Linked DNA regions of Homo sapiens: region 1 is linked to region 2. The links are chromatin contacts, found by Hi-C or POLR2A ChIA-PET in ENCODE. All regions are on one chromosome and are shown on one strand. The core of a region is the stretch at or near the end of the contact, and the rest is flanking DNA. Distances in the headings are between cores, read along the strand shown.

What was found. Hi-C counts contacts between places; a loop is a spot of excess contacts on that map. ChIA-PET counts read pairs that join two places held with the same protein, here RNA polymerase II (POLR2A). Pooled maps may share reads with other maps.
Region 1: a pooled map shows a loop between it and region 2 (6-fold over the local background). The contact joins two enhancer-like sites. A Hi-C loop is called at or near these places in 7 of 50 pooled maps. POLR2A ChIA-PET finds 5 or more read pairs at or near these places in 2 of 52 experiments (Caco-2 and activated B cell).

Annotation. Positions count from the first base shown.
Region 1 is chr17:21,321,018-21,324,682 of GRCh38, reverse strand. No RefSeq gene overlaps it. Among named protein-coding and RNA genes, the nearest start is that of MAP2K3, 38 kb to the right of the region's middle. RefSeq lists enhancers at 1,486-1,615, 1,656-1,765, 1,776-1,825, 1,279-1,952. Within about 2 kb of position 1,547, at least 19 of the 41 ENCODE cell types and tissues checked have a DNase peak (open chromatin) inside an H3K27ac peak, as active enhancers do.
Region 2 is chr17:21,096,757-21,100,386 of GRCh38, reverse strand. No RefSeq gene overlaps it. Among named protein-coding and RNA genes, the nearest start is that of LINC01563, 23 kb to the right of the region's middle. RefSeq lists enhancers at 689-898, 293-910, 817-1,111, 911-1,527 and a silencer at 817-1,111. Within about 2 kb of position 1,291, at least 7 of the 41 ENCODE cell types and tissues checked have a DNase peak (open chromatin) inside an H3K27ac peak, as active enhancers do.

The DNA of each region.
Region 1 (3,665 bases), core at 298-2,797, 220 kb before region 2:
ATTATTCATGAGACATTTGGAAATCTGAACAGAGACTGAATGGTTGCTGATATTAAGGGATGGTTGTTACTTGTGCAAATACTAAAGACTGTTATTGTCATTTTTTAAGATCCTAATCATCCAGAGCTATGCTCTGAAATATTTGTGAATTAAATTATACTGTGTCTGGGATGAATGGAATGAATGTTTAGATAATTTGGGAGGGGAAGTAGCTGAGGGTAGAGATGAGACAGGACTGTGTGTGGGCATCACTGCTGCAGCTGGTGCTGGCTTCCTGAAGGTTCCTTATGTGACTCTCTGTTTCTGTGTATGTCTTAACTTTTCATAATAAAAGGCTCGTGTATGTAAATTTTCACACAATAAAAAATTTATATTTAGAAAAAAGGCTAGAAGGAATAAATCAACATGCTAGCAGACGGGATTATAGGTAAAATTACTTTTTAAATTGCTTAGTATCTTCAATAGTACTTTAAAAATCTGGGAAAGAGATGAAACCAAACTATCCCACCCTTCCCCGAGGAAGGTTTTGCCTGTGCTCTGCAGGTGGTCGGGTACATTGGCACCACTGGACCAGGCAGACATTTGGCTGTATCAACCACGGCCCTTACAGGCAAATGCACTTCCCCTACCCGACTTCTCTTCTGGGAATCATGCCCGAGGAAATCATCTCAAATCTGAAATGCCAGCAAAGCTGCCTGCGCAAGGTGTCCACGTCGGGGCTATTTACTGGAGTGGAAGCTGGAGTCAGAGGCTGCGTCCAGGGCAAGGAGTGTCTCGGGGAAGCCACGGAAAACGGTAACCACGGGGCAGAAGGCCGCAGACTATGCTGGGGCGCCAGGGATGCGCATCTGCACATCTGACACATTCGTTTTGCAAACACGTGTGGGAAATGGACGGAAGCCAGTTATCAGCCTCCCGGGACACCCCGCTAATATTTAAAATGGAAACGCCCCAACCCCTCCTGGGGGAACCTGGCTTTCTCAAACTGCCCTGGAAGTTCCCAGGAGGCCTAGGGTCCCTCACCCCACTGCTGCCATGTTCCGTGTCGTTACACTCGCGACCTAGCTTTGTCGTTTTCTACTTGTCCCTGCCCGCCTGGAGGGCTCCGTTTACACCCGCTCCTTTTCCCCACCTCCGACGCCCCTCCCAGGCTGCTGCCTGTGTCCACTTTCCCTGAAGATGGAAGAAGGTCGGATTTCCCTAGGAGGGTCCTCATAGGACCTGCCTGGCCACTCCTTGCCCCAGGACGCCCTGGGCCGGGCACCTCCAGAAACATCTTCCCGCATCCCCGGCAAGAGCTCCCTTTCCACAGACACAGAATCCTCTGCATATTTTCTTACACGAAGACCATTCTTTCTAAAAGAATCTTGTCCCCGCTTTAAAGTTTGTGCTCCCTCCCTGCAGAGGGAATGACAGTCCCCACCTCTATTCCCCTCCCGCAGCCGTGGACCCCACTGTCCCGGGAGCGACTGGCTCCCTTATGAAGACTACATTTCCCAACGTCCTTTGCGGCCACGGCTGGCCATGTGACCCAATACTGCCAATGGGGTGCGAGCGGCGCGAGGAAGTGGATGAACCCACACCCGGCAGGGCAGAAAAGGGATAGAACTCAGTCCGCCGTCGCCACCGTGAACCACTGACTGCTACAGGAGCGAATAATCGTCTACCTTGTTTAAACCATCATTAACTTGGGTTTTGGTGTTTGTTTGTTTGTTTGTGTGTTTTTCGAGACGGAGTCTTGCTGGGTCGCCCAGGCTGGAGTGCAGTGGCGCGATCTGGGCTCACTGCAACCTCCGCCTCCGGGTTCAAGCAGTTCTCCCTGCCTCAGCCTCCCGAGTAGCTGGGATTACAGGCGCCGGCCACCACGCTTGGCTAATTTTTGCATTTTTTAGTAGAGACGGGGTTTCGTCATGTTGGCCAGGCTGGTCTCGAACTCCTGACCTCAAGTGATCCGCTCACCTCAGCCTCCCAAAGTGCTGGGATTACAGGCATGAAACACTGCGCCCGGCCGGTTTTGTTTTTTAATAAGTAACCGAGCCTGCATTCTAACCAATAAACTCATTCTATTAAAACACGCCTGTGGTGCCCAGGGCCAGCAGGTTGTCTCATGTCAGGTTCTCCCAGAAGCCGAGCCTGAGAGCAGGATTCAGGTGCAAATGTTTCCCTAGGGAGTTTCTTCCAGCTGAAACCAGCGAGGGAGCCAGGGAAAAAGAAGGAGAAGACAAGCAAGGGTTTCTTCAATTTCCATCCCTGCCGTGGCCTGAGCCCAAGGGAGCTCTGCAGCACAAATTATGCCTCTGAGTTTGTCCTGCCTTAAGGCAAGGGGCTAGGCTTTTCTGCTGCATACTTCCCTGAAGCAGGTTTGAGATGCAAGGGTTAGCAGCACAGCACAGAGCAGGCGGGGAGCTGGCTTGTCCCAGTAAGGAGGTCTGTAGGCTCTGGTCAAGGCACCAACATTACTCTATGCCCAGGAGTCCCGGACTCTTCGCAGCAGCTTTCCAGGCCCTCAGTGATTTCCACAACGTCAACCTCCCCCACCCACCTCGGCCCACCTCCTCACACCTTGGCCTAACAAGATGAATGAGTGACAGCCCCACAAACACTTCCCCAGGACCTTCAACCAGGAGTGCAATACCCCCACCCCAGCAGCCTTCGTCCCCAGGACCTCCAACCAGGCACACTAACGCCCAGGCCTTCATCCTCTGCCTCCCGGAGATTTCTGGCAGACACCACAAGACCTGGGATAGGACTGCTTAGCAAAGCATGCTGGCATTTGCCCAGAGAGGGTGTCAGGTCCCCGCCACGGGACTGAGAACGTGGAGAATCAGAGAGGGGCAGTGACTTGCCCAGGGCCACACAGCTAACAGGAGGGAGGAGCTGAGATGGTGAGGAGAGGAGAAAGCAGTGCCACAGAGAAGTCTAAAGGTGCGAGAGAAGCTGGGGGAAGTAGACCTCAGACTGTGGGGAACCACCAGCGCTGGTGTGGAGGGCGTGGTCCAGTGGGTCAGCAAGGATCCCTGTAACATCAGGCGTCATTTGCCGAGCACTTCGTCATCAGGTCCTGTTCTCCCCACCATGATTCTCAGAGGCGCTGTCTCCTTGGGTTCTCCCAGTACACTCTCAGACACTGAGAAGCTTTGGACTCAAGTAAATCCTAGGAAATACCCATAGGGAAGTGGAGAAGTGAGACAGGGAAGAGCCAACCAAGGCCATGTCATCAACAGAGCTACCGCTGGGTGCAACTGGAGCTCCATCCCTTGGAGATGGCGCAGGATATACACTTCCAAGTCTCCTCTCTCGGCTGGATGGATGCTCCTGAGGAACACCAGCCTCAGCTGGCTGGCTTTGCACTCACGCAAGCAACCTTGACCCCTCCGCTCCACTTCACAGCAACCAAACCGTGAGGGACGTGGTGACTCGCTGAAAGTCATCCACAGACAGAAGGGACCAAGTGGGCCCCAGGAGGGGGTCTGGGTACCTGGCCAGGCTCTGCCCTAGCTCCAATCAGGGCTCCAGGACTCCAAGACGGCAGGTCTGTGCCCACTTACAAGCACAGCCTGTGAAATCTCAGAGTCCCAGGACAGATGCCTCCAGCCTCCTAGCCCAAGGTTTAAGGGCAAGCCCAGCTCTGCCATGGATGTGCATCCTGAGGGACCCCACGGGGA
Region 2 (3,630 bases), core at 42-2,541:
CGGCTCACCTGAGGAGTTCGAGACCAGCCTGGCCAACATAGTGAAACTCTGTCTCTACTAAAAATACAAAAAATTAGGCCGGACGCAGTGGCTTACGCCTGTAATCCTAGCACTTTGGGAGGCCCAGGCGGGTGGATCATGACGTCATGAGTTTGAGACCAGCCTGACCAACATGGTGAAACCCCGTCTCTACTAAAAATACAAAAATTAGCCAGGCGTGGTGGCGCGAGTTTGTGATCCCAGCTACTCGGGAGGCTGAGGCAGGAGAATCGCTTGAACCCGGGGGGGTGGAGGTTGCAGTGAGCCGAGATCCCGAGATCACGCCACTGCACTCCAGCGTGGACAACAGAGCAAGACTCTGCCAAAAAAAAAAAAAAAAAAAAAAAAAAAAGTGACTGGAAAATAATAGTCATTTTTAGGTTGGGCAGTGCTCAGCGCTATATTGGGGTCTCAAAAAGTGTCAACCAGTGTATTACTGAAGACGGACAGGTGGTGGCAGGGCTCTTAGCTGAGGGATGGAAAAATGCTTGCTGCCTAGAATTCACTTACATTCTTTGTTTCCTCTCTCCAGGTTTCTGGCTCTGTGTGGAATAGGCACTGTCCTCCTGGTAGGTGTAAGGGAATCAGATGTTGCATTTTGATCGTGATAAGTTACTTGCTTTTCTGCTTTGTTCACCTTAAATTGAAAGTGGAGAGATGCAAATTCTGCCCCATCCTGGGGAGGCAGCTCCTGCTTCCAGCCAGCTCTGGAGCAGGTTCAGGTGTCCGCAACTTTAAAATTGCCTTGGGGGTCTTTCGGGAAGCACTTCGCAGGGGACAAGCGCGTGGTTATGGTTTGGGTACAGGCAGCGTTTTCCCCAAGGACTTGCTGGCGCCCGCTTCAGGGATGCGCGTAAGCTCCCGAGGCTGTCAGTCAGTCCCTCGGTCGCTCCGGAAATTTGAAAGATTGTTAATCAAGAGGTCTCCACCAATGGATGGGCACAGGTCGTGGCTGGGCCAATCAGGCTCTGTCTCTAGGACTTTGGCGCGAAAAGACGCAAGGTCCAAAAAGAAAAAGAAAAAAAAAAAGAAAAAGGAAACGGTAGTGTGAGATTGATAGATTCTAGCAGCCCTCCTATGAACCTGCCCGTTAATTCCTCTTCTCTAAATGTCTGCCTTTTTTCTTCGTGTACAATTCCTTTTTGTCAGTGTAGCAGGAATAAATATCGATCTCTATCAACGTTGGTGTAAAAGGACCCTGCCTTTTAGCAGCTCATTCCGCCCCCAACAAAAGACTACACTTCCCAGCGACCCTTGCAGACCCGAAAAGCCGGTTTCCACACCCCGAGGCTCTCTCATGCCCTTCTCCCAGTCACTATGCCTAGCCCCAGATAACCACTCTTCTGTCCTCTAGCACCTCCATCACCAGTTCCTGGACTTCATGAAGGGGTACGCTTTGCATCTGGCTTCTTTCACCCAACATCATGTCTGTGATATTCGAGTAATGATTATATGGGTGTGCACATGTATAAAACTCGTAAGTTTGTACTCTTAAGATTGATGTTTTGTTGTTTTTTGAGATGGAGTTTCGCTCCGTCGCCCAGGCTGGAGTGCAGTGGTGCGATCTCGGCTCACTGCCATCTCTGCCTCCCGGGTTCAAGTGATTCTCCTGCGTCAGCCTCCTGAGTAGCTGGGACTACAGGCGTGAGCCACCACTCCCGGCTAATTTTTGTATTTTTAGTGGAGACAGGGTTTCACTATGTTGGCCGGGCTGGTCTCAAACTCCTGGCCTCAAGTGATCCTCCCGCCACGGCCTCCCAAAATGTTGGGATTACAGGCATGAGTTACAATCATATGTATAGTATACCTTAAAAAAAGGATGTAACATTTCATTCTTGAGTTTGTATTTCCCAAGGTATCCAAAATCAGGCCAGAAGGTTTTAGTGAAATTCTCTACTTTTGTTTTAATCAAATTTCATATTCTAGGAAATCACTCACTTTCACCTTCAGGCTGAAGTGCACACTCCTTTGATTAGTAATATGCAGTTAAGGGAGCAGGTTCTGGGGCCAGACTTCCTGGGCACAAATCACATTTCTGCCTCTTACTAGCAGTGTGAGCCTGAAGAAAGTATTTAACCAGTTTAACTCATCCATAAAATGAAATAATCGCAGCCTGGCCAATGTGGCAAAACTCCGTCTCTACTGAAAAAAAAAAATTAGCCGGGAGTGGTGGCGCTCGCCTGTAATCCCAGCTACTTGGGAGGCTGAGACAGGAGAATGGCTTGAACCCAGGAGAGGTAGCAGTGAGCCAAGATCACGCCACTGCACTCCAGTCTGGGCGACAGAGCAAGACTGTCTCAGAAAAAAAAAAACCATCATATTACCTATCTCTCAGGGTTGTTGAGTGGTTAAATGTGTGCTTATGAAAAGTGCTTAGAATACTAAGAACAACAGAATGCGTGCTATTGTTATTGATGCTCAGTATTATGATTGGCCCACAAGGCTCTTCCTGATCTGTTTCTTATCAGCCTTCCAGCATCGTGTCTCACCATTCTCCCTCTGGTTTCTACCCATCCAAGTGTACCTAATCTTGCTGTTTAACTTATTTTCATGTTCTCCTCCCTCTGCCCAAAACACCCTTACCCCAGGCTGGAGCATCCACCATATAGTTTGAGCACACACTTAGGGCACCAGCAAAGCAGAGGCAACCCCCTAAGAAAAAAGAGAGTGAAGAAAAAGAATATATCTCTACAGTATTTGATGGCTGGGCGTGGTGGCTCAAGCCTGTAATCCCAGAACTTTGGGAGGCTGAGGCGGGCAGATCATGAGGTCAGGAGATTGAGACCATCCTGGCTAACATGGTGAAACCCCGTCTCTACTAAAAATATACAAAAAAATTAGCCGGGTGTGGTGGGGGGCTCCTGTAGTCCCAGCTACTTGGGAGGCTGAGGCAGGAGAATGGCATGAACCCAGAAGGCGGAGTTTGCAGTGAGCCGAGATCATGCCACTGCACTCCAGCCTGGCCGACAGAACGAGACTCCGTCTCAAAAAAAAAAAAAAAAAAAAGAATATATCGCTACAGTATTTGATGGTTGACACCCTGTCCCTTCCACCACCAGCAAAAAAAGCATGGAAGGAGTTACAGGAAGTTCATACTTTATTGGGCTGCATTGCCCCTATTTTATGGTCTAGAGTTGTTTGTATTTGAAATACATTTGGGTGGTGGGATGAGTGTAATCTCTTCAGTACTTAGGCCCTTACAGGTCTTTGTGGCAGATGGTGTTTTCCAAAATGGCCACAGTGATATCTCCCATCCCACATCCTCTTTCCTGCAAGGTGACTTTGACACTTCTGTTGAGAGGTAGAACCTCTCCACTTCAATCTGGGAGGGCTTGTGACTATGGTGAAAGTGAGGCCATGTCACTTCCAAGTCCGGGTGAGATAGCTTCTTCCTTGTTCCCAGGAAGTGTAGCCCCAGACTTGCTGTTGGAACCCAGCTGCTGTGCTATCAGGAAGTCCGGGCTACATGAAGAGGCAACATGGAGTGTTCTGGTCAACAGCCCCAGCTGAGGGCCCAGCCAACAACTAGTGTCAACCGGTAGATATTTCAGTGAAGCCTTTAAGATGAATCAAGTACCAGCCCCTATCTCC